Regions from separate parts of the Homo sapiens genome. Here all the other regions are linked to region 6. A link is a loop called in an ENCODE intact Hi-C map of the cell type or tissue named here. Cell type or tissue: GM12878. All regions are shown on one strand.

What was found. A loop is a pair of places that touch in the nucleus more often than their neighbours do. Peaks named below come from ENCODE experiments on the same cell type or tissue, not always from the same donor. Only the 100,000 strongest peaks of a DNase experiment are listed, where the experiment ranks them.
Region 1: it touches region 6 in a loop (3-fold over the local background); 3 of 110 quality-filtered maps call a loop at or near these places.
Region 2: it touches region 6 in a loop (10-fold over the local background); 22 of 110 quality-filtered maps call a loop at or near these places.
Region 3: it touches region 6 in a loop (8-fold over the local background); 22 of 110 quality-filtered maps call a loop at or near these places.
Region 4: it touches region 6 in a loop (5-fold over the local background); 16 of 110 quality-filtered maps call a loop at or near these places.
Region 5: it touches region 6 in a loop (5-fold over the local background); 18 of 110 quality-filtered maps call a loop at or near these places.

What each region holds. Positions count from the first base shown.
Region 1 is chr1:97,047,763-97,052,762 of GRCh38, forward strand. No RefSeq gene overlaps it. Among named protein-coding and RNA genes, the nearest start is that of DPYD-AS1, 46 kb to the right of the region's middle. In GM12878, a CTCF peak has its summit at 2,898 (motif pointing left); no DNase peak of the experiment used is centred here.
Region 2 is chr1:97,666,497-97,671,496 of GRCh38, forward strand. All of the region lies in intron 8 of DPYD (dihydropyrimidine dehydrogenase), which reads right to left. Among named protein-coding and RNA genes, the nearest start is that of DPYD-AS2, 130 kb to the right of the region's middle. In GM12878, a CTCF peak has its summit at 2,648 (motif pointing right); no DNase peak of the experiment used is centred here.
Region 3 is chr1:97,241,264-97,246,263 of GRCh38, forward strand. All of the region lies in intron 18 of DPYD (dihydropyrimidine dehydrogenase), which reads right to left. The region is part of intron 1 of DPYD-AS1 (DPYD antisense RNA 1); the gene reads left to right. Among named protein-coding and RNA genes, the nearest start is that of DPYD-AS1, 150 kb to the left of the region's middle. In GM12878, no CTCF peak of the experiment used is centred here; a DNase peak (open chromatin) is centred at 2,889.
Region 4 is chr1:97,818,384-97,823,383 of GRCh38, forward strand. All of the region lies in intron 3 of DPYD (dihydropyrimidine dehydrogenase), which reads right to left. Among named protein-coding and RNA genes, the nearest start is that of DPYD-AS2, 24 kb to the left of the region's middle. In GM12878, a CTCF peak has its summit at 2,260 (motif pointing left); no DNase peak of the experiment used is centred here.
Region 5 is chr1:97,184,216-97,189,215 of GRCh38, forward strand. The region is part of intron 20 of DPYD (dihydropyrimidine dehydrogenase); the gene reads right to left. The region is part of intron 1 of DPYD-AS1 (DPYD antisense RNA 1); the gene reads left to right. Among named protein-coding and RNA genes, the nearest start is that of DPYD-AS1, 91 kb to the left of the region's middle. In GM12878, a CTCF peak has its summit at 2,356 (motif pointing right); no DNase peak of the experiment used is centred here.
Region 6 is chr1:98,048,921-98,053,920 of GRCh38, forward strand. It overlaps MIR137HG (MIR137 host gene), which reads right to left and starts at 773. Exons shown (of 5, transcript NR_046105.1): 1 at 458-773. In GM12878, a CTCF peak has its summit at 2,346 (motif pointing left); a DNase peak (open chromatin) is centred at 2,351; H3K4me3 peaks cover 373 bases.

The DNA of each region.
Region 1 (5,000 bases), 1.0 Mb before region 6:
ACGAGACTGTATCTTATTCACCATTTTGGTTAAAAAGAAAAAAAACAAACAAAACAAAAACAAAGAGAGCTTTGGAGGGTTTTGAATGCTCTCTGCTGTTCATGGCAGGCACACACACACACACACACACACACACACACACACACACACACATCTGCTTTATAGCTTGTTCCCATAATTAAAAAATATATATTTGATGTGTGGGCACATGCTTTAAGTTAATGAAGGATGCTGATGGGTGCCACATCTTTCATGAGTGACAGAGCCACTAATGAGATGTAGCATTGACTGTAGAGGGCACCAATAAATTGTGTAAAACACCCCTGCTGGCCATTTATTTAATTTATTTTATGGAAGCATAATGCCTTATAGTTTAATATGGAGCTTTTATTTTGTTATAAAGACCCAAGTCTACAATGGGGTTTTCAAGAATTATGCATCATTTATGCCTCCCATTTCAGCATGGCACTGATAGAGAATATTCTACATTATGATTAAATCCTCAAAGAGATGCTTCTATAGGCAAAAGCAACTGCACTAGAGTTTACATTATGTTTTCTGCAGAGTGGGAACTGACACGTGGTTAGGAATGTGGTGGGGCTTGTAGAAATCAGTTGCAGAAGAGCAACGAAAGGTAGTTTTGGTATGGAATAAAGGAAAGACCAATGAGAAGTGAGCCTCTCCGCAGCAGGTAGTGTCTTCATTTGGTCTTCCATCTTTATCTTTTTATGCCTTTTTTGCTCTTTTGATCATGCTGAGAAACTTCCTCTCCCTCTCCACATTTGGCAACTTTGCCTCATTTTCTTTCCTGTATGGTGCCATTCTTTTCCCTGACTTAGGTCTTTGCTTATGTTCTTTCCTCCGACATGTAATCATCCCACTATACCCTCCATGAACTCCCCACCTAACTTCTGCTACTTGCTCTTTGAAGCTCTGTTTATGAAATCAGTTCTCAACTTCAATGATTTCTATCCTGTAATGACATTTTTTCCCTTCCATCAGTAAGTCCTGTGAATATTCTTTCATAACTCCCTGGACTTCTTCCTTGTATCACTTATAGCACCTGTAATTAAATGCTTAATTGCCAACTGAATTTGGTTACATTTTCTAGAATGTAAGCTCCAGGAAGGCAGAAACAGTGCCTACCTTGCTTATAGCTGCATCCCTAGCACCTGGCATGATGTCTTGTACATAGCAAATTTCAGATAAATATTTGTTGTTGATTAAATATTTACTCTCAGTAAAGACTGTAAGTATTTGGTTAGTATGGTTTGCTTAAAAGCAAGTGAAAAGTAGTACAGGTTCATGAAAATTGTGAAAGGGCTTTATAAACCATTATACATACCTCCAGTTTAGCTCTCTCTCCAATCCTGCTTGCATTCTGTGAAAATGAAACTAAGAATTAGAGTTTGATTCTCATAATGATACAGAAAAAAGCTGTAATTTTATGGAAACATAATTCAATAAACCTATACTGAAAGTCTACTATGTGCCAGACAGAGTACTTGGCACCTAATGTCCCTACAGTTAAGGAGCTTTCAGTTTGGTAAAATTTGTTGAGCAAGTAAGAATTGAAAAACATTTTTATCTACATTGGCTGTCTTTTGTATTTCCCCACCAGTAAATGTTATGTAAAGGAAGCCCAGTTCTTACAATGTATATGACAAAATATACTTGTGTCTATCTACAAAACAAAAACCTGAAGGAAATTGAAATGCTATTCCTTGTTTGCTCTATTAGTTTATTAGTATGAAAGTATTACTTTATTGAAACATAAAATAAAATGGTTGAAATGATATTGTGTACACATTATTTTCTGTCTAGTACTCAATTTTGTAAATATAAGTAGTAAAAGTAAAGACATCTCTTATCCATTTCACTAGATTTTTTTACAGTTATCTTTAAACATTTATTGGAAAGATTCCCCCATTTTTCTTTATCTCCATGATAGTCAAGAAGTTCTGCTTTGTGTCCAGTTGAAATATCTTCTGCTTTATTAAACCAATTTCTGCTTGTTTGCACCTCTGTGTCCATGGAGAACAACTGATCAGCATCCTTTATATAAAACCTTTTATATTCTTGGAGACAGTAATTTCCTGTGAAATGTTTAGTTGAAAGTTCCATAAACTTGAAGAGAAACAAAAGGGTTGTGGTTACTTTACACTTCATGAAAATATTGTTGCAAAGCTTTGAATGTAAAGACAGTTACATTTACCTTTCTATGTGACAAATTAACTTTAGCCCCCTTTTTAATCGCATTTTGGTTTCATCATGATACATTTAAATTATGTATTTCCTGGCAAATGTGGTTAATTATTTTGGAAGTGTATGCACATAGCAACCCTCTTTGGTTTCTCTTAATTTCTCGGTAAATCTTTTTGACTGTATTTTATAATTTAAATTTATAATTGTCCCAATATGAATTATTATTCATTTGGAATTGATTTTGGCAATTTGATTCTAAAACCTTGAAATCTAATAATGGATAACCACTAAGAAAACATTCTCATGAGATATAGAAAAAAAATTTAGGGTCGAGTGATTTAATTGCACGAATAGGTTTTTTTATTTAGAAAATGTATTATTCCTATCATTAATTTCAATAGTCCATAATTGTCCACAGTAGTTTAAGAAATTCAAACAATATTTATGTAACATTAAACCCAAAATATCACTGAAACTGCAAACATTTATGTGGCAATATTAATGTGCAGACATTTTCTGGGATTGACAGCACACGGGCACATGGTATTAACTATCTCATAATTTCTTCATTCTTTATGTCAAGGGAGCTCTTCATGGAAGTTCTATGATTGGAGGGGGTCTCTATATACATTAGCACACTTCTGCCCAAGTGTTTCCTTGGTTTTGGTGAAAGGCTGCCCTCTTGTGCAGAGATGAGAAGCAACTGTTAAAAAGCCTCATTTAGCTTATTAGCTGATGCAATTTCTATTGGATTCTAAAATGGAAGTTAATGCTATGCTTGGAACCCACAAGTCATCTTTTAAAAATATCAAGAATTTACTCTTAACCTTCCTCTGGACTCTTTGTACCTTAGCAGGGATTATGATTCTCATGATTCCTCCATATGACTCAGACCGAAGATAAACTCTCACCTTCAATTCAAGGAAACAGCTCCCCATTAGGAACAGCCTATAGAGTTTTGCTCTCAACAAATAAATGATGTGTTTATTTCTAATTACAAAACATTCTCATCTATTACTGAATCATATAACTTAATGAAAAAGAAACCAGACCCACTCCTTTGGGTCTATTGAAGTCTAGGTCTTAGCTTTGTCACCGCTGGAAGAGAAGAAACTTGAAGAATCCTTCACAATGTTAGTACTGAGAAGTGAAAAATAGAGTGCCACTCACTTCTACTGTTTTAGGTCTTATTTATCTAAGCATCTAATTGAATTGAAGAAGTAGTATTTCAAAAATGTATATTTGATAAGTAGGTAAGATAGATTATTCTATCTGAGACTTTAGTAAGTTTTATTTTATGTAAATGCTTTCTTGTACTTTTTAAATTTAGGGTTTTAAAGAGCTTCAATAATTATTGTCACTTAGAAAAGAATGAGTTGAATATCTTCATGAAAGTTGTAAGAGTGGCTAAGAACCCTGAGCAATGGTGTCTGAATTAATCACTCTGTCTCTAACGTATAACTCACAGAATGTAAAAGTAAAGCTCTGATGTGATTATAGTTTAGAATTCCACAAGGTCTTTGGTCACCAGAGTATGTTTGAGCCCCACCTTTTTATTAGATAAGGATGACATAAAAACAAACAGAGCCTCAAGGAAAATGAAAACATGTGTCCCCACAAAAACTTGTACACAAAAGTTCATAGCGGGATTGTTCATAATAGCCATAATAACCAAAACGTGGAAACAACCCAAATGTCTGTCAGTGGACAAAATGTGATTTATACATACAATGGGTTCTTATTCAGCCATAAAAAGAAATGAAGTACTGATACATGCCACAGCATGGATGAACCCTGAAAATATTACACTAAGTAAAAAAAGCCAAACACTAATGGCTATATAATGTATGGTTCTATTTTTGTGAAATGTCCAAAATGAGCAACTCTATAGAGATATGTAGATTAATGGTTTCCTAGAGTTGGGGTGATTGGGGAGGGGAGGAGAGGGGAAAAGAAGACAATGGTGACAATGGGCACAAGGGTTTTTTAGAGAAGGAGGTGATAAAAAATGTTCTAAAATTGATTGTGGCAGTGATTGCACAATTTTGTGAGTACACTGAAAACCATTACCTTGTACTCTTTAGGTGAATTTTATGGTATTAGAATTATATCTCAGTCAAGCTGTTCTTTAAAAAGAGTAAAAAAAGTAAATAAATTAAAAATAAAAACCTCCTGTGTTCTGTAAAAAGTCTTTTCCTTATTTCAATGGTTGGTACAAAGTCTTTATTCAGTACTGAAAATTATTCATATGTGTGCAGTTAGCCTCACCAAACCATTCTTGGTTTAAAGATTTTATGTCTGATTCAAACCTGCTTTCTTGTTTTATGAGTTTAATTATTATGAACAATCTTCTCTCAGACTTTTCTCCCCCCTCCCAGGACAACATGCCTTGGAGGGAATGTAAATATTTTACGTGTTGTTACAATATTTATATGAGCAGAAACAAAGAGTTGAGGGTGGCACTTTCCCTAATGAATGCCAGCGCTGGCTTTGGGATCAGATCTATTAAGATTCAAATCCTACTTATTCATTGTGAAATCTTGTACAAGTTCTCTTTGAACGTCAGTTTCCTTCACCATAAAATGAGGATAGCAGTACCTTCTTCATATAGCTGTTGTTTCATGTATTAAATGAGATAACATATTTTAAGCACTTTGCAAATTTACTTAGACATGATAGGTGTTCAAAAAATATAGAAATTAATAATAATAATTTTGAAGAAAATAATTCAATTTATTTAAAGATAATCCTTATTTAGCTAAAGTGTATGAATAGAAAACAGAGTTAACAGATTC
Region 2 (5,000 bases), 380 kb before region 6:
TTTTTCTTTGATTACAAAATCAAGTATAAAGTTATTTATTGAAGATGTACTTTAAAAGGACAAAACACTACACTTTAGAAATAAAAACAGCAGCTTGTGTTAGTAATATTTAAAAAAAATAACACAAGCATGGTATCAGGAAAACATATTTTTGGATACACCTTTCAAATAAGCTATTTGCTAAAACAGTAATTAAGGAGTGAGAAGCAAGGTTGGTTTCTCACCATGGGGGGTTTCACAAAAATTCAGCTATTTTAAAGTTCTAGTACAAAATAATCAGGGATAGCTATCTCTTCTGCTACCTATGTTGTTGTTCTTAAATTCCACAAACAGATGCATGCATGCAAAACAAGTCAGGTTCTATTAGACAAAAGTTCACTTGATTTATATTTCAACTAGATTTCCACTTAAAATGTTTTTTCTTAAAACAAGAAGAAAATATAAGCAACTAATGTTCTTAAGTAATTTTTTGGTGCATCATCTGCTGAGCAAATCCGCCCTGCTACTCATTTTTTTAAATAAAGTTTTATTGGCACATAGCCATATTCATTTGTTTACATATACTCTAAGACTGCTTTCATACTACAAATGTAAAGAGCTGAATATCTACAAAAGAGACCATACAGCCCACAACATACAAAATATTTGATATCTGTTCATTTATAGACAAATTTTGTAGACAACTCACTTTATTAGTTAGAAATTTAAATATAAGATATTTTGCTATCTCTTAATAGTCCTCTCTATAATTTGCCAATTCAAAACTGGTCTTCATGCTGAATTTGGCCCTCTATCTTCATCCCTTTGGCATATAATCTAATTGAGGCCCTCAAAATATCAAAAAATGTGAATGCCATTTAATTTTTATAGGAGAGGTTCTTATTTTCTAATTCATCTTGTTGATTAATCATATGTTTATATACTTAAAAATTTTTTTTATCTATATATTATCACTGCAAGTTTCTGTTGGTAACAAGCAGGCTGCAAATGAAAAGCAAATGAAAAATCATTATATACTACTTACATCCATTAGGATAGCTACTATCAAAAAACACACAAAAACAAACTAGCAAATGTTGGCGATGATGTGAAGAAACTGGAACTTTTTTTCACTGTTGATGAAATATAAAATGGTGTAGCTACTTTGGAAACAGTATGTTGGCTCCTCAAAAAGTTAAACAGAGTTGCCAAATTATCTAGCAATTCCACATATGGATGTGTGGCCAAAAGAGATGAAATCAAGGACTCAAAGAAATATCTGTATAACCTATGTTTGTGGGAGCATTATTCCCAATATCCAAAAGTCAGAAACCATCCAATGTCCATTGATTGATTAATGTTAAACAAAATGTGATATATACATAAAAAATTATTCAGTCTTAAAAAAGAATAAAATTGTGACACATGCTACAACATGAATGAAGGTTGAGACATTATGCTAAGTGAAATAAGCCATTCACACACAAAATATATAATGTATGATTCCACCCATACTAGGTACATAGAATAGTCAAATTCATAGATTTGTTGCTTAATAGGTATAGTTTCAGTTTTGCAAGATGAAAAGAGTTCTGTGGATGAATAGTGCTGATGGTTGCACAACGATGTGAATGTACTTAATCCCACTATTCACTTAAAGATGATGAAGGTGGTATATTTTATGCTATGTGTACTTACCACAATTTTTAAAAAAGAATTAATTTAAAATATTTTTTAAGAAAGCATAAATAAATTTTAAAAAATGATTAAATTCTGCCAACTTAATGTATTAGCCAAGAGTAGGGCTTTGGTTTCAGAGGGACCTCAGTTAAATCCAGGTTCTAGTACTTGAGAAGGTTACTTAATATCTGTTAGACACCATTTACATAAATGTAAAATAGAGATATGAATAATACCAATCCAAAATTACTTTGTGAGAATTAAACATGACTTTGCACAGAACTCAATAAATGTAGCTATTCTATTTATTATATTTATATGCACAAAGTTCTTATTTTTAAAATGCATTAATTACTTTTCTAAATATATAATAACCTCTTTAATTTTTCTGTAACATATAATTGCTAGCACACTGCTAGGTATATTGCAGAAGCTTAAAAATATGATCAACCAACTTTAAAATGTGATCAACCAACAGTGGCATTAAAAGAGTAAGAGAAGTGGAAAAATACCTGACTGTGATACAATCTCCAAAGACAAAAGAAGGGCTATTTTTTCCTGTAAAATGGAAACTTAACCAGGGAGAAATTAAATAGCAATCAGTTTTAAACTACAGTATTCTAGGAATGATAAATTTATTAGTAAAATATAAATGATAAGGCTCAATAGACAAAACTACCAAGTATTTTTTTTAAAAAAAGGAAAGAATAGAAACACAAAATAAGACTTTAAAGATCCAAAGCAGCAATTTTCCAATTAAATATTACTTTATTCTCATAATGGATGTATTAATATAATCTTTGACTGATTAACCCAAATACCAATATCTTAATCTCCAAATTTAACTTATGAATTAAGAGTTGGATGCACAACGTATCTCAGTAACAAAAGCAAAATGAACATCTGTTAACTTTCTGCCATGTAAGTTTGTGTATGGTGGGGGTGGGTGTGAACAGAGCCTCTGATGTGTAATGTTCTTTCCATCTGCACACCAGGTGGCACTGCATGGTTAATCAGAAGATGACAACACACATCAAGATTCCTTACATATTTTGAGATAGGAAAGTAAATAAGTCAAAACGTTGTTTTAAAAATAAAACTTTCTTAGATGTCCACAGTATTAATGCTTAATAATGCATTTTAAGAGTTTATGTTTCTGACTTCATATTGTAATCATTCTTGCAGTATTGTTTTTCCCATAAATTCCTGACATAACTTATAACAGTACTAAGTAATATGAGTTTAAGAAATAGAAAAGTAATATAACCAAACTAGATTGTATTTGGGAAGGTGGGAACAATATGACTGTTTTGGACACCTCTTAAGCCATTCAAAGGCAAGATCTGAAGAAAAACTGATTTGATATAAATTTCAATTGCATTGCTTCTAAAATAGATTTACTTAAAATATTTAATGCAGTCCCTTAAAAGCTTTGGTCTTGCTTTAGAGTATACAGGTGTTAAGCACTTAAAGTCAAAAAAGCTGTTTAAATGACAGAGAAAGAGATTATTAGATCACTTTAATCCTGCTAACGAAAGATGGCATAGCTTAACTGGAATAAACAGGAAATAAGGAACGGATAAAACATAAATTATCCCCCAAAATTTCACATTTCTGTACTTTGGTAAGATTGTTCTAGAAAGAAATATATATCATATATGGAAATATGCCTAGTTTCCTCCAACTTGCATCAATCCCTGCCATTTCCATGCCATTTTCCTTTTCTCTTACTAACCCCTCTTTTCTTCTGTGTATGTCTTCTTCAGTTCACCAAACTTTACATAGCAGCGATTCGTAAGATAAGAGCTGTGTGGTTTGTAGTGTGAAAATAGCTATCCAACAGTACATCTCCTAGCTCTATTTGAAAACCACTGTGTACTGTGCACATGAATACAATGTAGTCTTGAATTCTCCACATTTAGCTTCATTGAATTACAGTGGGCGGAGGGGAAGGGTTGTGTACTGTGATGTTCCAAAAGTCTTCTTGACAATATCCACTATCTCAGTAACTTCTAATTTTGTTAAGTATCCTAAAATTTATCCTTCAACATCAATATTCTACCTTTAGAGGACAATGCAGACCTATAGTATGATTACCAAACGTAAAACAAAACAAAACATCATGATGATCCTAAGGACAAATGTCATATGCTGAAGCCCTAATCTCAAACATGATGGTACTTGGAGATGGGGCCTTTGGGATGTAATTAGTTTTAGTTAAACTCATGAAGGTGGGGCCCCCATCATGGGATTAGTGCCCTTATAGAAAGAAGAAACGTCAGAGGTCTTTCTCTTTCCATGCGGATAAACCAAGGAAAGGCCATAGGAACACACAGGGAGAAGGCAGACATCTTCAAGCCAGGAAGAGGGCCTTCACCAGAACCCAGCCATGCTGGCATTCTGATCTCAGACTTCTAGCCTCCAGAATTGTGAGAAAATAAATGTTTGTTATTGAAGCCACCCAGTCTATGCTATTTTGGCATAGCAGCCCAGCAAGACTAAGATAATACCCATAGTATATGTTCACTAATAACCCCTTCCAGGTTCAAATGATAATTATCTCCCACAAAAAATGTAACTGGCAGCCATAAATAGCAGTTGAAAGACAACATTTTTCTTAGTTCAGTAATTTTCCAATTCTCTTATCAACTTCACTTTAAGAGTTAATTAAACCATTGGAAACTACTAAAAGAAAATTAATGCTTAAACAATGAAAATACCAAAAAGAACTGTTTTACTTCTCTAATTTAGGTAACTACCATAAGTAAAATATGTCTTTATTCCATGAAACATATATAGAAAAATATAATAAAAATTCCTCCATGTCTCCATCCAAAGAAATACAAAGAAGATAAACACAAAGAAGGTAAATGCAAAGAAGATAAAATATTTTAAAATATAATTTGTGTTTTATAAAAGGTTTTTTAAAATAAAAAGAATATAAGCTGTATAATGTTAAAATAACCTTAGTGATTAATAAATTATCTCCTTTTTTACAATAATACGGAAGACATCATGAGTTAATAGGGTTAATTAGAGTTAATAATTAATCAATACTTCAACAGATATTTATTGATCATCTACAACATGTAAAGACTTCTACGAGTAGAAAAAGCCATGATTTTAAAAAACATTTCCTTATATCATCATCTTCATCACAAAACGCTCATTAAATACCCTAGCGAGTACTACCATTAAAAATTAACCAAAAATACTTAAAGAAAATATCTGATATTCAGCACAGTAATGTAATACTTGACATAATTATAAGGCATCAAAGTAGGAATGACTTAAGAGTGGCTTTGAGTCATTAATCAGAACTAATGAATATGTCTTTGCAT
Region 3 (5,000 bases), 810 kb before region 6:
TCCTTTCTGAAAGTGTCAGCTACTGTTACTGGAATGAGTAGGATCACTCATTCATAGAGTGATTTCCACGTGCAGACACTGAGGCAGGGGCTTCATGTACACTGTGTACTTTAACCCTTGTAACTCTGAAGCTAGGTGCTGTCCTCTCTATTTTGTACATAAAGGAAGAGAAGCTCAAGCTGAATAAATAACTTATCCAGTGTCACGTAGTTTAAAAAGGATGTAATACATTAAAAATAAAGTCTCTGCGACATGAAAGTTCCCATTTTCAGTTATTATTGAGAAGTGACAATGCAGCAATTACCAAAAGAACCATCTCTGGATTATTTTTGCCTAAGAAAACTAGTATCAGTACAGACTGATGCTATGAGAACACAGAGGAAGTCCAACCAATTAGGTGTAAGTCTCAAACCATTTGCTTTATACAATTGTAGCTTTGAGCAAGCTCCTCAACTTCCTAAAACATTGGTTTTCCCTAATTAAAAAACAAGGACATTAATACTAATAATATTCCAGGGAGTTTGGATGTATTAGATGATACAACTCATGGGAAAGACTTGGCACAGTGCCTAGCTTATAATGTGTATAAGCTAATATTAGTGTCAAAGCCAGAGAAAATTGATCAGAAAAATAAACATTCAGCTATAACACATATAAGGATAAACACTTAATTTTTAAGGGTTGTTAATATTCATTCCTAGATATAACATTTGGGGTTCCTTTTGTAACCCATATATTATTTCATTGGCTTCAAAATTATGAATATTCATAGCTTGAGTCTATGGTAGTAAATGTGTGTATCTGTGTGAATAAATCTTTATTAGATTTTTAAGTGTAATTTGCAACGTGTGTGTGCGTGTGTATATATATATATATATATATATATATATATATATATATATATATATCTTCTAAGTCTTTTTTGAAGAATCTGTTCCATTAGTGCTTAGACACAAAGTTACATATACAACAATGTTCCTGGAAGTATTACTTTCTATAGAAAAACCGTAGAAAACAATCTAAAGGATCATGAGTAGTTACTCTATTAAATAAATTATAGTTCACCAAGATATGATATTCCAGAAAACCTTTAAAATTGACACGCAAATAGCTCTAATTTATAATGTTAAGAGTTAATCACAAGTAGCAGAGCAATATATATGGTATGCTCCCATTGTTGGCAAAAAAGTATGTGATTACATTTAGTATGTGTGCATGTAAATGCATATAATGTTGAATTTCATACTGTTCACAGGTATCATCTCTGGGAAAGGGGGTGAGTCCTGCAGTAAAGGGATTGAAGACCTTTCAAGTTTATATATATATACTTTTTATTGTTGGATTCTTTTTGATAAAATGGTGTTATAATTTACTTCTGTAGTAAAAATATCTATTTTTATAATGTTCCTAAAATTCACCTTACGAGAATAAGCATCATCAGTATATATGATGTGACATTTTTATATATGAGTGATACATACAGTGATTCTATCCTCTGTACATTACAAAGAACATGTTTGGTTCTGTGTCCAATATTTTAGATAAAAGATCTACAAACACAACAGAGTGAATAGGATGATCTCTCTTGATCTGTCTTTCTCACACACATATCATATATATCTATATAGTGATTAAAAGAAATCCTATAAATGGTCATCAAATATTTGAAGGATAATCATGAAAAAAAGGGCTTATCCTATGTAGCAAATTGGAACGAACAATTCAGCATACACGATTGGTTTTATTATTCTTATTTTTATAATTAATTTATTGTAAATTCAGCAATGAAAGCAGCTACAATGGAACTTCCCTATTCCTTGAATCTTGATGGCTACTTGACAGCAAGATGCAACAGAAAGACTTCTCTGTACTACAGGAAATATTGGATTAGTTTTTCTCTTCCAATTCAAAATCTGGGGATACTATAACTTATTCTTGGTAGTTTAAGAGCAATTTTATATGCTCTATAGTTTTCCAACAGATACCAGTGATTAACTTAGAAAAGAAGCAAGTATGAGTTAACTTTTAAGATTAAATATGTTAAATATAAATGCTCCTCTTTTGAGTGCTTTCTAATTGACAGATAGTTTCCTATTTATTTTTGCATACATTGTGCTGGTCACATTACTATGAAATAGATATTTCTGTCTCTATTTTTATAGATGTGTAAACTGAGATTCAGCAGGGATAAATGCCACATCCTCAAGATCACTCTGTTAGAAAGTATGGGTCCAGTATTTGAATCCAGGCCTACCTGACTCCCAACACCATGCTCTTAACCACAATGCTATGCTGCTTCCTGATTTTAAGTGTCTGGATATAAATTAAGCTTTAGAAAGAAGAGTTAATAATAATAATTGTTATAATTAATAAAGATATATTATCCAGGTATGATAAAACCATAAAAATCAACATTATAGAAAAATAGACATTATATTAATTGTTGGATAAAAATTAAATTAGAAGTAGAATAGCTAGTAATTGTATAACTAGAGTAACCATATAGCCCAGTTTGCCCAAGAGAGTCCCAGTTTATTATACCTGTATTTATTTGTAATTACATAATGTAACAATAGCTATCTTCCTTTGGTCTAAAAGTATCCCAGTTCAGATGATAAATTATAAAATCATACTAGCTATAACTAAAGATAATTATGTCCAAGAATAATAGGACAAAGACAATTACAGAAGCAAAGTGAAATTTGTTTTAGAACCAAAACCAAATTTATGAGGAGCTTAGAAACTCACTATACTGTCCAAGACTCAAAAGATGGCATGAAGAGCTAAATGTCTTTAAATTTGTCACTAGAGAGAAAAATATATGGCATTTACTAGGCATAATTAGTCTATATGTATGTTCTTTCTATTTTCAACCTGTAGGTGGCCACCACAAGCTACACTTATTAAACAACTCATTAGTAGCATTTTCAATACTGTCATCTTCAGATAATTAGCAATTTATTTAAATAACCAATTTCTGTAGAAATAATTGCCATGAAATGCCCTGAACCTACTTTTTATAAACTATAATAAAAGTGTTAAGATAATCCCTGACATTTGCAAATGCCATTAGTTCACCTTTCCTTTTGATAGTGCTATGGCATTATGTTTAAACAATTACCCGACAACACAGCAGTTTAATGAAACAGTACAGTGAGCACATTCTTCAATATGGCCAGAGAGGACATTCAGATTTAGAAAGAAATCCAGTGCGCAGAGAGGTTTACCCAGAGGAAAAACACAGCTAAAAGAAAAAGAATTACTGAATTAAGGACATTATTGCTATTTCCAAGTTGGTTTAGTTTCCATGGTAGATGCCGTATCATATGTACTCTCTTTGGAAACAAGAAAGGAGAGTTTTACAAGTTGATTTATGTGATAGGCTGGTGTGAACTATAATCATATATATCTACGAATATGTATAATACCTTCATTGTATTATTTGCTCTAAAACCTTGATGCAGGAACAAGTAGTAAATTTTTCTTACTATCAACCTTAAATGTACTTTTACTTTAAAAATGGTGTGCACTTTCAAAGTAGAGTTATTGAGGAAACGCACAAATGGTTTTACATCGCAGCTAGTATTTATCATTTAAAATAGACCAGAGTTCTAACTCAGTTTCTTCCTTGCTATTCAGTTCCTTATACTACTAAGATCCATTGATGTGGGATTATACAGTGTGTCTTGGTTGCGAGTGGTAAAACTATTTGAAGCCTTTATAATTTTTAAGCTGGTGTCCACTTCATATGAAAAAATAAAATTAGAATTCAAAGCCAGTGGCAATATTATTTTTATGGTTAGACTGAAATAACTTGAGAACCTATTAAGTACCAGTTGCTCTGCTAAATTATTCACTCGTTATTTATATCCTCACGACATCATTACAAGTCACATATACATTATCTCCATTTTACAGACATGGAAATTCAGGCTCAAGGAATTAAATAGTATGTGCATGTAAGAAAGGCAGGGCCGTGTGGTTAGATAATGCATTACAACAATAAGACAATTAGTCTGCAATATCACCATAAAATTCACTGCCGGGTTTGAATGTGAGGACTTTTCTTTATTTCCAGATTAACACATGCCTCAATCTCTCCAAATAAGAGCTTCTGGCAATGCTTTTTGCCTACAATTTTAAAGGTTTACCTATAAGTATAAATAGAAGAACTATTTAAAAAAGACATATTTCCCCAGCCAAGAAATTATTCTCACCTATGACAGACTTAGTGGACTTGAAGTAATATTTCTCATGTGATTTTGCTTAAGGATGTCCAGAGCAAATGTTACACAGCATAAAAATCTCACCATTCTATGTGTTTTCAAAAATGATTATTTGAGTAGGAGAAGGAGGAAGATTATAATGACAATGATAATGCCGATGACCGGAGTTTCATTTTACTCTTGGGAGAATCCAGGATAACAAGTGGGCATTATTCTGAGAACATACAGAAAAATAAAAAAGAGGTTCCACATCCATTAGGATCCTATTACTTCTTCCTTTGGAAAATCACAATTTCTTTTCTCTCTGAAATCCTGTGCTCTGTTTACTCTGTGGGTGGTTCTATGGCCAGGGTGTCCATGGCAGCACTTGCTGTACTGTAAAACCATTCCTTTCACTCTCAGCAACACATTCTCTTTCACTTTACAAAGAATTACATGTGTTAATCTCTATGCTCTGTGATAAGGCTGTGTCCCTCAGAGTCTACTGAAACACAGGCTGTACAGCAGTTGATGGCGTTTTGTTCTCTTCTTTGGCCTGTACAACTCTCAAAGATGTGGTGTGGACAAGGACATCTCTACCTGGGCCCTTATCTGAACCCTCTGAATCAATGCTCACTCTAAAACTGACCAGGCACTTTGAAAAAGAGAGATCCTACTGTTTAGTTGCTCTATCAATTAGTTGACAATAACATTTCTTCCTAAATTTCAATAGGGTAAAAAATGAAAAATCATTTTCAGTCAAAATTATTTCTTGTACCCAGCACCATGGCTGTT
Region 4 (5,000 bases), 230 kb before region 6:
TTTTCTACTGTTTCACCAGATTTGTACTTGATAATTATGTAATCAATATTTCTCACCTTTGAATTCTAATTCAAGTTTAAAGTGAAGGAAAAGATTCTAAATTGAAAGAATTCTGTATTTATAAATGACAGTTAATAACAAATCCATAAATAATCCAGAAGCATTGTTGCCGACCATATGGTTGATTTTACTAAACACTGGTAACAGCTAATATAATTGTTTTCTTCTATTTCCCCAATTAAATTATATTTGGGCCATTTGAGCAGTGAGATTGGAAACTGAGTGTCAAATCTTGCTTTCACTCACTCCTAAAGTGAATGAATGGAAGTAATATTCCTAATTTACATGGCAAACAGATAATACCAAATGTGTGTATCCGTGTGTGTGCATGTGTATATATGTGTATAAAGACATATACACACATTCATATTACAAAATGTACATGAAACTAATTATATAAATTACCAAATGTGTGTATCCATGTGTGTGCCTGTGTATATAGGTGTATAAAGACATATACATACATTCATATTACTCAAGGTACACGAAATTAATCACATACATTACAAAAATTACATAAGACTAATTACATATATTTTCTGACCTGTATTTCAATGATATTTATTAGGGCAGGTGCATGATTATGTAAAGTAATCATGCACTTTTGTCTTTTGATTTCAAAAAAATCTGAAAGTACTCATCCTGATTGACTTCCTCATGTGTTAGGTGGCATAAACCAAATCAAAGAACCTGCTCTGGACATGGTGAAATATGTGTTTTTCTGTAATAGAAATGATAAAGATAACATGTTCTCTGTGCATAGAAGACAAGAGAATACTCTTCTCTGCTGATTTGGGGAGTAGGGCTTTCAGGAGGTTCCTGCTGATCTATTTAGTGATAGAAAACTTGGAAAAACATAATTAAGATAGAATTTTAGAAATGATTAAAATAGAAAAGAGTTGAAACATTGCTTCTGAATCCAATCTCACTGCTCAAACTTTTCAAGTAGTTAAAATATACCCTTATACATGGGCATTTCTGATTATAAAGGAATTTGTTTTTCAACACTTTGAAAATTAAAAAAAAGTTACAAACGTTAAATCATGTATTACTACTTCCATCATTACATAACATTTTCAGAATGTTTAAAAAATTATTTACTTTCCATACTATTAAACAACCTGCTAATTTCACTGGAAGTATTTTGTTAATACTTTCTCATTTTATTTATTTTATATTCTTCTTCAATGCCACTTTGATTTTTCCCTCATAGCTTTATATTTACTTTGTAAACTACTTAATCAATTTGCTAATCTCAAATACTTAGCATGCCTTGTCCTTCCACTCTTCCATTTTTAACTATTTTAAAAGAATTCCATAAAATTTCCTTAAATCTTTGTAATCCTAATGAATACACCTGAAAGGCAAGGGAAGTCCAAACTCCAAATGCTGTCACAGTGCAAGTTTTCCTTGACTGCAAAGAGGAGATTTTATAGAGAAATATATCCATACATATACACACATGTAATATCTATATAATACATACCACATATAGAAATATGCATACACATGCACACACACAAATCTCTAAGAATAAGATAAAGTAGAATAATGGCCATATTATTATCTTTAAATCTTATTCAGAGGAACAAAATTACTCGGTTCATGGTTTACTAATCACAGCTTCCTCGGAGTCATGGTTCATGTAGAAGTATCAGTTAAAGTATCAGTGTAATTCAACCATTATATTTAGCAACAGATGCAATATTAACATAACCCAAATCATAAACAGCTAAAATAATACCTAGGTTCCAGTAGTAACACAACCCTTAGGTCAGATGGTAGTCAACACCAGTACTACTGAATACTAACAGAGGAGTGAAATTAAAGACATACATTAGGCTAATACACACAGACGGGACATACCTGAAAAGCTGAAAAACTACCTCTTTTAAATGTCTTGGTATCTCTTTTCGGACCTCAGCCTTTCAATAAAAAGTTAGATTGCTATTTATATTGCTTCCACCTCTAAAAGTCCTTGAGTTGAAGGTAAAGAAACAATGACATTAAAGCAATTTTAACCTTTTGACTCAAATAATATTTAGAAATGTTAGACCTCTTAAAAGCTACTTTCCAAGTTTACATGGCTATACTTTTATATTTAACTCTGTATAAATGGCTGTTTATGATGCACCTACAAATAGTATACACACACCAGTAAAAAAGCCAGCACAGATAAACTGTGCAACTCAACATCACCATCTAGTGACAAAATTCTTAACACGTGATAAAGCCAAGCGAAAAAGAATACATTTCAGAGACATTCTGTACTGGTAGTTCATCTTTATAGTACTAATGTAAATATAACAGATCTCACTGAATAGACTTCGCTCTGCAAATAAAACAATGCCTAATGGCAATGTTGGCACTCCAAAAATAATTTGTATTCTTGCCATAGAGATATACTCATAAATCTATTAACAATCTATATTTTATGTGTATTAAGAAATACACTGTAAAAAACTCCCAATAGTATTTTTATTTTTTTTATTAATGAGTATATTCTATATGTACCTCTTCTTTTTCAGAATCTGACGTCACCTTTTCTCAAGTTATTCAATTCAAGTACCTTCCAATTGCATATATCTATTACCCATAGCCCTCTACTGCCTGTGAGACTGAAAAGGGACAAAAAGACAACACATTGGAGGCCGAGGAGGGCAGATCACCTGAGGTCAGGAGTTCGAGAGCAGCCTTACCAACATGGTGAAGCCCCATCTCTAATAAAAATACACAAATTAGCCAGGCATGGTGGCACATGCCTGTAATCCCAGCTACTTGGGAGGCTGAGGCAGGAGAATCTCTTCAACCTGGGAGGCGGAAGTTGCAGTGAGCCGAGACCGCAACAATGCACTCCAGCCTGGACAACAAGACTGAAACTCCACCTCAAAAAAAAAAAAAAAAAAATACAACACAATGTTAAAAGTGGCCCCATCCTTCCCTTTACTGTTCAGGATTTATCACAGGGGCTAAAATAGGTACAGAATATGATAGTAAAGAAATCAAATCCCTTTGGCATGATTACAGAGTTGAATCAACCAAGATAAAGAAAGAATATGATGAAAAGAAGTTGAGAATTTTACCTCTAAATTCATTATCATACTATAAACCAGAGATTTGACCTAGAGATGATGCACTTTTTTCCTGTCCTTAAAATGCTTTTTCTTTGATTATCATTTTCAGAAATGCTGTATAAGATTTCCACACCCATGGCACTACAATAGACTATGTAGAAGTTGGACAAGATATACAGCTTCTAGTATTCTATATGCTAAGACTGCAGTGAACTTCTCCATTGAATTCCATTATTTATACATTACACATGTAATTCTTGTAAGCACATACAACATTAAAAGGAAAAATGTATACAAACATTATATTTTATATCTTATTTTTATTAATTTTCATAAATTACAAAGCATTCTCTCCTCTATATCCTAGTTCCTCATATAAATCCTAGGAGATTTTAAATCCCATTTTACAAAAAAGTAAGAGTAAAATAATTAATTTACCTAAAATTACAGTTGGAGTCTCAAATCTGATTCTTACTATTGATTCCAGTATTTATTTCATATTTTTAGTTTTCTCCATTTTTCCTTCACTGTTTTTCTAATTATTCATAATATATTCCCATTACAGAAAATATAGAATGGAAAAGCATACGCCTCAAAAAATTATCTTTACGCCAACCAGCCAGATGTAATAGCCACATTTCATTCCTATTTTTTCTCTGCATTTTTTATATTCAGTTGAGATAATATTCTACAAGCAATTTTGTTTCTCTCTCTCTCTCTATATATATATACACACACACAGATTTATTTTAAATATATGTAAATCTGTGTATATATCTGTAAATATAAATATATTATATATCTGTATATATACACAGATTTTATATACTTTATAAATTTATAAATATTGTAAAATTCTAAATATGAATATATAAATAATATATATTTATATGTAATATATACATTTATATATATTTATGTTATATACATATAATTGCCTTGTCTATTGTCTTAATGGTAGACAATTAGTTCCTGTAAAATTTGTTCAGGGTTATATTCCATAATTTGAGTATCACATTCATATTATGCATAATTTCTATGGCTTCTGCATAATATATTCCTAGAAGGTAAATTAATACAAAAAAAAGTATGTTTGTTTTAAGTCTCTTAATACTTAGTGACACAATCCTTTCCTTAAATGCAGCAGTAATTTTCAATCCTCTGAGAATGTGAGAATGGCTGTCTCACCATTCCATCTCTAGCCATCTGTGAGAATGGCTGTCTCGCTATTCCATCTCTAGCACTCAAAAACTTCCCACCAAACTGCATTAGCAGCAATAAGCAAGAGATTGGTGTATTTTTTGTGAAATTTACACTTTTTGTTTGCCATTAGAGTTGAATATTTCCAAGGGTTACTTAATCATAGTTTGCCAATTATCTACTGAGTTCCCAATTTTTAAAATCTGTCATACATATGGCAATATAGTACATTGATGTCTTTTAATTTTGTGATTGTCCCCATTTGCATAAGTTTTTTAAAATAAGTTTGTTTTTAATTGGCACATAATAGTTGCACATATTTATTGGATACAGTGTGATGTTTCAATACATATTAGATTGTGTAATGATCAAATCAAGGTAATTAGCATATCTATTACCTCAAACACTTGTCTTTTTTTGTTTGTTTGTTTTGTTTTTTGTTTTTTGTTTTTTTTGAGACGGAGTCTCACTCTGTCACCCAGGCTGAAGGGCAGTGGCGTGATCTCTGCTGACTTCAAGCTCCACCTCCCCGGTTCATGCCATTCTCCTGCCTCAGCCTCCAAAATAGCTGGGACTACAGGCCCCCGCCACCATACCCGGCTAATTTTTTGCATATTTAGTAGAGACGGGGTTTCACCGTGTTAGCCAGGATAGTCTCCATCTCCT
Region 5 (5,000 bases), 860 kb before region 6:
GCAATAAACATATGTGTTCATGTGTCTTCATGGTAGAATGATTTATGTTCCTTTGGGTATATATTTGGCAATGGGATTGCTGGGTAGAATAGCAGTTCTTTTTTTTGCTCTTTGAGGAATCAACACACTGCTTTCCACAATGGTTGAACTAATTTGCACTTCCATTGACAGTGTACAAGCATTCTGTTTTCTCTGCAACCTCACCAGCATCTATTATTTTTTGAGTTTTTATTAATAACCATTCTGATTGGTGAGAGATGGTATTTTAGTGTGCTTTTATTTGCATTTCTCTAATGATCAGTGACACTGAGCTTTTTTTCATACGCTTGTTGGCTGCATGTATCCACGTCGCTGTGAAAGCAATTCTTTCAGTGCAGATACTACATATATTTTAATTTGTTCCTAAGTATTTTATAGTTTTTACATGCCATTGTAAATGACATTTTAAAATTTTAATTTCCAGTTCATTGTTCCAATTGTTCATGTAGAAACAGAACTATTATTGTACATTGTTTTTGTATTATGAAACTTTGTTAAATTCACTTATTATTTTAATAGTGTATTTATAGGTTCTTTAGGATTTTCTATGCACACAATCTTACCATCTGCAAATAAAGACAGTGCAAGCCCATTTTTTTCCAATGTAAATATCATTTATTTATTTTTATGACCTTATTGCGCTGGTTAGGACTTCCAGTACAATATTGAATAGAAGTAGAAAGAATGGACATTCTTGCCCAGCTCTTGATCTTAAGAGAAAATAATTTATCCTTTCAACATTAAGTATGATACTAGGTATAGGATTTTTGTAGACGTTTCCTTCTATTAATGAATTGCTGAAGGCCATTATTATGATTGGATGTTGGATTTTGTCAAATGCTTTTGCTGATCTAAGGACTTATAACTAGAATGATTAAGAACTCCAAGAAATCAATTAAAAAATTAAAAAATGGACAAAATATTTGAATAGACAGTTCACAGAGTAAGATACATGGAAGGCCAATAAGAACATAAAGAAGAGTTAACATCTTCTTATTAGGGAGAAGAAAATTAAAATCACAATGAGATATCAACACATATGTACTAGAATAGCTGAAACTAAAAAGACTGAGAATATCAAAAGGTGGCTGGAACATAGAAGAACCAAACACCCACCCACAGCTGGTAGGACTGTGAAAGAGTAAAGCCACTTTGGAACTCTGTTTGGAAGTTTCTTGTAAAACTTATGCATCCACCTTATGACTGAGAAATTATACTTCTATGTACTAGCCAAGAGAAATGAAAACATGTTCACAAAAGGAGTTATGCAAGTATGTTTATAGCAAAAATATTTATAACACCAAAAAAGTGAAAACAGCCTAAATACAACTTAGAGTAAATAAATTGTGGTATTTTAATAAAATATAGTATTATTTACCAACAAAAATGAACTAATACCTACAATAATATGAAAAAATCTCTGTAATATTATAGTGAGTGAAAGTTGCAACACATACAAAAATACATATTCTGTAGAATTCCATTTATGTGAATGCTAAAAAACATGAACAAACTAATCTATGGTGGCAGGTGCTAGATGGTGTTTGCTTCTGGTGGTGGTAAAGGAAGATGTAATGGCTGGAAAAGTGCACAAGGCAGCTTCTAAGGTGTTGGCAATGTTGCATGCTTTGGCAGAGGTGAGGATTTCACGGATATATGTGTTTGTCACAACTTGTCAAATGGTTCATTTAAGACCTCTGTATTTTTCCTCCAAGTAATTTATATTTCAATAAGGGAAAATAAGTGGCATAGAAGATACAAAACTTTTAAAGTTGTAAATAGGAAATTATAGTATCCTCTTTTGAAACTGTCATTATGCTTTTGGTAAGGGTCTTGCTGTTGACATTTACACATTTCTTTGGACACTGCTTTATTCTCTGTGTTGAATAACTTTCCAGAAAGGAAAAAAATAGATAATTAGACATCTACATATAATATTACCACAACCAAATAGCAATAGTTTTATGAAATTGTGTTATTTCAGTTTTTTTTATTAGTATAAAATTAAGGGGTACAAGTGCAGTTTTGTTACATGGATATATTGCATAGTGGTGAAGTTTGAGCTTTTAGTGTAACCATCACACGAGTAATGTACATTGTACCCGTTAAGCAATTCCTCATCCCATATCCTGCTTCTACCCAATTCCTCATCCTACACCCTGCTTCTACCCTCCCACCGTTTTGAGACTCCAATGACTATTATTCCACACTCTATGTGCATGTGTACACATTAATTAACTTCCACTCACAAGTGGGAACATGCAGTATTTGACTTTCTTTTTCTGAGTTGTTTCACTTAAAATAATGGCCTCCAGAGGGCACAGTGGCTCATGCTTGTAAGCCCAGAACTCTGGGAGGCTGAGGTGGGTGGATCACTTGAGGTGAGGAGTTCGAGAACAGCCTGGACAACATGGAGGAACGCTGTCTCTACTAAAAATACAAAAATTAGCTGGGCGTGGTGGCAGACGCCTGTAATCCCAGCTACTGGGGAGGCTCAGCCATGAGAATCGCTTGAATCTGAGAGGCAGGGTTGCAGTGAGCCGAGAACGTGCCACTGCACTCCAGCCTGGGTGACAGAGCAAGACTGTGTCTCAAATAAATAAATAAAAATAAATTAAAAAAATAAAAAAGAAAATGGCTTCCAGATCCATCGATGTTGCTATAAAATACATGATTTCATTCTTTTTTTATGGCTGAATAGTATTCTACATTTTCTTTATTATCTGTCAAAGTACATTTAGCTTTATTCCATATCTTTGCTATCGTGAATAGTGCTGCCATAAACATATGAATGTATTTTTTTGATGTAATGATGTCTTTTCCTTTGGATATAAACCCAATAGTAGGATTGCTGAGGTGAATGGTAGTTTTATTTTCAGTTCTCTGAGAAATCTCTATACTCTTTTCCACAGGGTTTGAACTATTTACATTCCCACCAAAAATGTATAAGCATTCCCTTTTTTTTCCCACATCCTCACCTACATCTGTTATTTTTTGACTTTTTAGTAAGAGCCATTCTGACTGGTATAAGATAATATCTCATTGTGGTTTTAATTTACATTTCTCTGATGATTAGTGATGTTGAACAGTTTTTTATATGCTTGATGGGGTTTGTCTTCTTTTGAAAAATGTCTGTTCACGTCCTTTGCGTACTTTTTAATAGGGGTTACTTGTTTGTTGTTGTTGTTGAGTTGTTTGAGTTCTTTGTAAATTCTGGGTGACAGTCCCTGTTGGATACGTAGTTTGAATATATTTTCTCCTATTCTGTAGGCCTTCTGTTATCTCGATTATTTCATTTGCTGTGCAGAAGCTTTTTATTTTAAGTCCCATTTGTCTATTTTTGGTTTTGTTGCATTTGTTTTTGAGGTCTTTGTCATAATTATTTTTGCCTAGACTCATGTCCAGAAGAGTTTTCCTTAGATTTTTTTCTAGTACTTTTATAGTTTCAGATCTTACATTTAAGTCTTTGATGGGTTTTGAGGGGATTTTTAAATATGGTTAGAGGTAGAAGTATAATTCAATTTTTATGCATATGGCAATCCAATCATCCCAGCACTATTTATTGAAAAAGGTGTCCTTGTCCTAGTGTATACTTTTTGTCAACTTTGTCAAAGGTCAGTTGACTGTAGATATGTGGCTTTCTTTCTGGGTTCTTTATTCTGTTCCATTGATCCATGTGTCTATTTTTGTACCAGTACCATGCTGTTTTTATTACCACAGCCTAATTGTATAATTTGAGGTCAGGTAATGTGATGACTCCAGCTTTGAACTTTTTGTCAAATTTGCTTTGGCTATTTGGACTCTTTTTTGGTTGCATATGAATTTTAGAATTGTTTTATCAATAACTGAGAATGATGTATCTGGTCATATGGATACAATTTTGGTTTCTATTATCAAAACAAATCCTTGTTTTCAGAGTTGCTGTACAACCACCATGACAGAATTTCTGATTTTATCCTAATGAGAGCCTTTTAATGAGCACAGATTATGTTCATTTATTAATATCACCAATATGTATTTCATCATTTTTGAAACCTACTGAAAGTACAGTAATTTGGCAGGTTTATTGTTTTCTTCTAAAATGACTGCTGCTGTTCTTAAAAGGATCTAGCTGGAATTTTAATTATACATTGACTTTCTTTTTTCCTCCTAAATAAGGACACAACAGATAATTCGTGCAATTTAATTCTATAAACATGTAGCATTGTGCTAGGTGCTTGCAAACTCCAGTATGAATAAGATATTATCTTTCCTTCAAAATGCTTGTAATGACCTGCAGCACTGGACAAGAAGATATACAATTAAAGAAAATGCAGTACTTGCAATACTAGTTGTAGGAACCATGGGCTGTAATAAAATAAAAAGGAGTGATTTGACTTTCTTGGAGGCCAAGGAAGAGGGTCATAGACAGACTCACAAAAGAAGTGACATTTAAGATAGATTCTAAAAATATATTAATGATTGATCAGTATGTTCAATTCAGCTACCATGCCATTACTCCTACATGGTAGACATTGCATTAGGCACTGGCACACAGTCTGTGTTCTAGGCCGTCAAGAAGCTTATAATCTAGGCATATTTTGCCAAGTCAAGAAGGCATAAAGGTTGCTCACCTGTCTATCTCACTCCTTCTATTCTGGCTTTTTCCATGTTATTTTTACCAAACTCAATTCACACATAAAAAGGAACTTTAAGTTCAAAGGTTATTTCTTTACATATTCTTTTCTTTTCTGATGTAATGGAAAAAGTAATGGCTTGGTAAGTCAAGTGATTACTAATTCTTAATGTTACCAATAAGCTTTTTTCTTTCAACATTCATTTAGTCATCAGTTCACTTCTTCAGTCAACATTTATTAAGGCATTACCATGTTCAGTGCATGTCTAGAGAACTTAGATACAAAGATGGGTAAGAAAAGTGAGGTTATTTTCTAGTAAAGGAAGCAGACTTACAAAAATACAAC
Region 6 (5,000 bases):
CTCCAACACCCATCCCAGTTAATCGCTTCGCAATTTGCAACCAAAAATACATAAAGAAACGCGACAAAGCAATGGGTTTGAGGAAATAAGCCAATTAAGCTAAAGCTGAAATGCCTCTCTCTCTCTCTCTCTCTCTCTCCCCCCCTTCTCCCTCTTTCTCTTCCCCCTTGACTCCCTCCCTCTCCCTCTCTCCTTCCCTCTCAAGTAGAAAGGGGGAAACACCAAGGAGAGAGAAAAAATCGGGAGGAGGGTGGTAGTCGACTCTTACAGTCAATGGAAAAAGAGTATACACATCTTTACTGAATAATACTCTCGTTCTCAGACAAAAAGAAACACATTTTTCGATGTAAACATAGTCTGCCTCTGCCATACATCCTACATCCTTTACGTTTGCTGAGATTTGTCTTGCTGTATGGCAAAGTAACTGTCACAAATCCATCTCGATTGAAGTGCTTACCCTCTAAATCCAGGTTTCAAGCGGAACTCCAACTGTGTGTAGAAGCCAGGGAGTCATCTGATGTGCAGTGAGGTAGGCTCTGGGCAGTGTGAGCTGCTTCTTCTCTCCGAGTGCCGGGTTACAGTGTTAACAAGCCTTGGGAAGGGACCTCGGCGCCTCGCGCTGGCTGTGCCCCAGTGCCTTCGCGTGGTGGCGGCTTGCTCATGCTTCCGAGGAGTCCCAGGCGATAGCCTTCAGCTGATGCGAGCTTCCAGAAAGGAGTGGGGAAGGGAAAAAATCATCTAATGCAATCAAATCGATCTGATCTACACCATCTGTCGCCTGCCACTATACACAAACGTTAAAATAGGAAAACGGAAAACACTGACAGCCGAGAGGGTTGGTCTGCAAAGAGTTCATTTTTAGCAGAGCATAATTCGATATGGTCGGCGTACAGTTACAAAAGCTGCTGTTAACCATCCAGTAGTGGATCCCAAACATGCTAATGGTGGATTAATTGAGGAAGATCTGACGTGCAAGCTTCATAGTCTCTTATTCATGACTTCCCAATGGGAAAGGACCAATGCCTTGTGGGACTATGGTAACATACAGTCAAAAAGCTGCTAAGAAAATGGCTGTGTGTTCACAGCACCTCTCTCTGATAACAAACATATGTCGACTAAAATGGTTTAGTAGAATGGGAGGGGGTGTTGGAGAATAAAATTTTCTTTCCCCGTGTAAGCAATCCCCATTTTCTTTTCTTAAAGAAAAGCAAAAACAGATATGATCTCTTTACCATAGTGGGGGGAAAAGGATGTTTTAAAAGGTTTTTATCAAGATCAAACTCTGCCATATAAAAGAAACGGAACACTCCTGTGCAGCAATTCTTTAAAAAAAAAATCTATTCTCATTTTTTTCCTTACTGTGATCAAAGTAGATCCATAGCATGTGCAGTATACAGAAACTCAGTCCAGTTAATCCCACCAGGATTGATTCAAGGTTGTTTAATGCCAGGTACCCTTTTGACTTCTTAAAACCAGGATGCCTTTTGGGGAAGGCATTTTGTATCATTTAAAATTGACATAATGAACATTAAGTATGATTGCAGTGAGGAGATGAGAAGAGTTTTCCTTTCTAATTCTGTAATTACTCTCTCTAGCCAAAACCCCTTTTGGTCTGTTTCCAGTCTTCCCAGATCAGTTGATGGGGAAATATAGGGATGGGGGAGGGAGTGGAAATACCGAGAAGGAGGGAAAGAGAGTGTGGATTATCGATAGCCAATAAATTCTATTCCACTTGTAATAGAAAAATATATAGCAATAAAAGAGATAACTCACTAATTGTTGATCGTGATTTTAAGTTTAAACCAGTTTTAAAAAATAATGTTTGATACATGGAAAGAAGACATATTGCAAACAATGGGATGACTGCCCCCCACCCATTTATAGTTATAGGTTTAAAAAATATTGAAATAGGGTTTATTATCTAGATATGTGACTATCTTTTATTAAATATATCTCAAAATTCCATATTTCCTCTGATTTTTGTCATCCATTTGAACACTGAAAACTATGGTCACTTTGATTCTGCTGTCTTTTCTTTGGTAACATACATTACATAAATTCTGTAGTAAACAATTAGTGTTCAGGAAAATTCTAAAGATGAATGTGTCTCCTAAAACTTTGATAATCTCTTTAAGGAAAAAAAAACCTAACAGTTATGAATTAAATTAGTCTAAAAATATAGCTTGAAGACAAATCAAACAATTTACCTGATCTTTTGTTTCAATATACATTAATTAAGCACTCTTTCCAACCTACACAACATTCCAGGGTCATAGTCAGATATTCAAGTCTAATAGTTCAGCAGCCTTTGTTGTCATTCGTGTCAAGCTATTGCCCCCTGCAGGTTAGGCTGAAAGTGCAGGCAGAATTTGGCCAAGTCCTCAGGAAATTGATGGTACACAAGTTACTCAGTCTCTCCCAATATTTAACTAGAGTCAACTTTTTAAGTTTGCTTTCATTATGGTTTAAACTATTTATTTACAGATAGGTAGTACATTAAGAAAAATGCTCTTTAAAGATGTGACTTCAGTTTTTCTTCTGAGAATTTAGCTGCATTGAGTAAACCATCCACTTTGTTGTGATACAAGGAGCATTTTGACACATTTAGTATAGTTTTCTTCATCTTCCCTTATCCTTATTCCATAAGATCCAGCAAAATTAAAAAAAAAACATATGTAACAGGATTGGAATTATGAATTCTCATAATAAATATATAGCCCTGGGCAATTTGATATCAGTATGCTTTTGGTAGACTCAATGAAGTGTGTGCAAATCAAACCATTTCAGATTCTCCCTGCTCCTGATATGATGAGGTCAATTACACCATTTATCTTGATTATAAAATTAAACATTATTTCAACCTCCATATTCCTGCTATACTATCATCCTTTCCCACAATCAACTTTTCCAAATAGGGCACCTTGCCAAGATGAAATAAATTTATAATTGACAGAATAGAAATTAAATTACATCAACTCTTTCACAATATTAGAAAGTGGAGCAAGTTTATAGAAACGACTTCAGAAGGTTTATGGAAAGATTCTTTTATTCTTTGGAAGTCAACGATGTGGCTATTCACACTGAGTTGTAAAGAAACCAGCAATGGTATTTCCCTATTACATAAATATTCATCTCATTGAGCAGTGGGATATCATTATGTGAAATATAATCAATTCTAACACCAAATTAGCAATCAATAAGAATCTTACCTAGTCAAATTATAGTATTATTTCAACATTGTATGAAAGTAGCTAGAAACATGAACCGCACTTTGTTTTTTTAAAGCTATTATGAAATGCTCAATAAAGACTTAAAGTTTACTGGCAAAACTTGGGTCTTTTTTGGAGGATTTTTTGTTACCCTAACTACTGATATGTTTTCTGGATCCTCCAGAATGGACATATGGGATAGGAACTGAGGATAACTGTGTCATATTTTAAACAATATTAAAAACACAACAAGCCAACACAAACTAAAAATAACCTGAATACTTATCTCTGTTTTATTACATTTTCAAAGCTTGTTAAATTTCAAGAGGACACTACATCTATACATTAAGAGCTTTGCATCTACAGTTCATTAACACTCCTGCTCCAAGTAAAGAGGGGATTTGGACTAGGTTGTGAGACTATTAATTGCACAAATATGTTGTAGTCAGAGCAGTGACTGGTTGCCTGCAGCAGCCATTTCTAGTTGTCTTTGAGTATGCGTCTTTTTTTTAAAAAAGTCATCTCCTCTTCAAAGTCATATCTCACATATATATGATTATACTTGATTGTGTGTACTGAAGCACATTGCTATTGAGTCAGAAATTTTCAAGTATCTTGATTCAAATGACTGTCAAATACCTAAGAACAGAGTTGCTTTTAATTAGCATGCAGAAAAGAGAGATGATATTTGACCTGTGAGTCTTAATCAAGGGGAATATTTTTAAGTTCTCCCATAAACGATGTAGCAGATTGCTTGCAAGTGCCTTGAAAAACATAGTCCTACTTCTCCTCCTACTATCATTACTATTGTTCTAACAATTTCTAAAGGATCAGAACAGAGTTCTAGAAACCCTGTAATGCTGTTATTGCCCGGAATCCTGGGTTATTAAACATTCTTATCCGCAGAAGCAAAGGACCATCCAATCCTATTCATATGCATCCTATGACTCAACTCAGTTTCCACTTGGCGGGCTGTGTGTGTGTGTGTGTGTGTGTGTGTGTGTGTGTGAGAGAGAGAGAGAGAGAGAGAGACAGTGAGAGAGAGAGAGAGTGAGAGAGAGAGAGAGAGTTCATCCTGAAAGCGCTTATGTTTCCAGAGGTTTTCAAATGCAAATGGAGTGGGAGTGGTGGTGGCCGTGATGGAGCGTACTGTGTGGGTGTAGGGGGATTTGGGGAGAGGGTGTCGTGGGCAGTAAGTTTAAACAAATTCAAGGCCATTACTACCACTGCAGACCAAAATAACTTAGGTCTGAGAGACCCCCTTAGAAAGATACAATGCCTTCCTCATCTAAAGGGAGCTAATACCAGAGTGATCTCGGCGCTCGCGCAGTTTTGAGAGAGGGTCCCGAAAACCGCCGGAGGCCAGGTGTCGCGGACGGGCCCCGGGCTAAACTCTCGTCTGGCGAAGTGAAGAGCGCAAAGTCTCCAGGCCCAGCGCGCCTTCGCGGGGCAGGCCGGACACCCTAGCCCCGGGCCGGGCTCGCTCTTCTCTGAAGCCCTGGAGCGGGCAAGGGGCACCATTCTGGCCACAGGAACTCTAGTTTCAGCAGCCGCAGCCCGCCAGCGCTGGCTCGGACCGGGGCCTCCTCTGGGAGAGTAGGAGAGCGAAAAAATCAACCACCACCTTGGATTTCAGATCGAGGAAAGGAAGCCAAAGCAAAGGTGTGGTTACACAGGACATCCATAGACAAATCGTTGCCTCTCTAAGTGGGCCTGAGCTTTGCGGCTCCAGAAGCGCGAGGCGCGGTTGGTGCGGACGCGGGGGCGTGGGAGTCATCGCTCTCCCCGCAG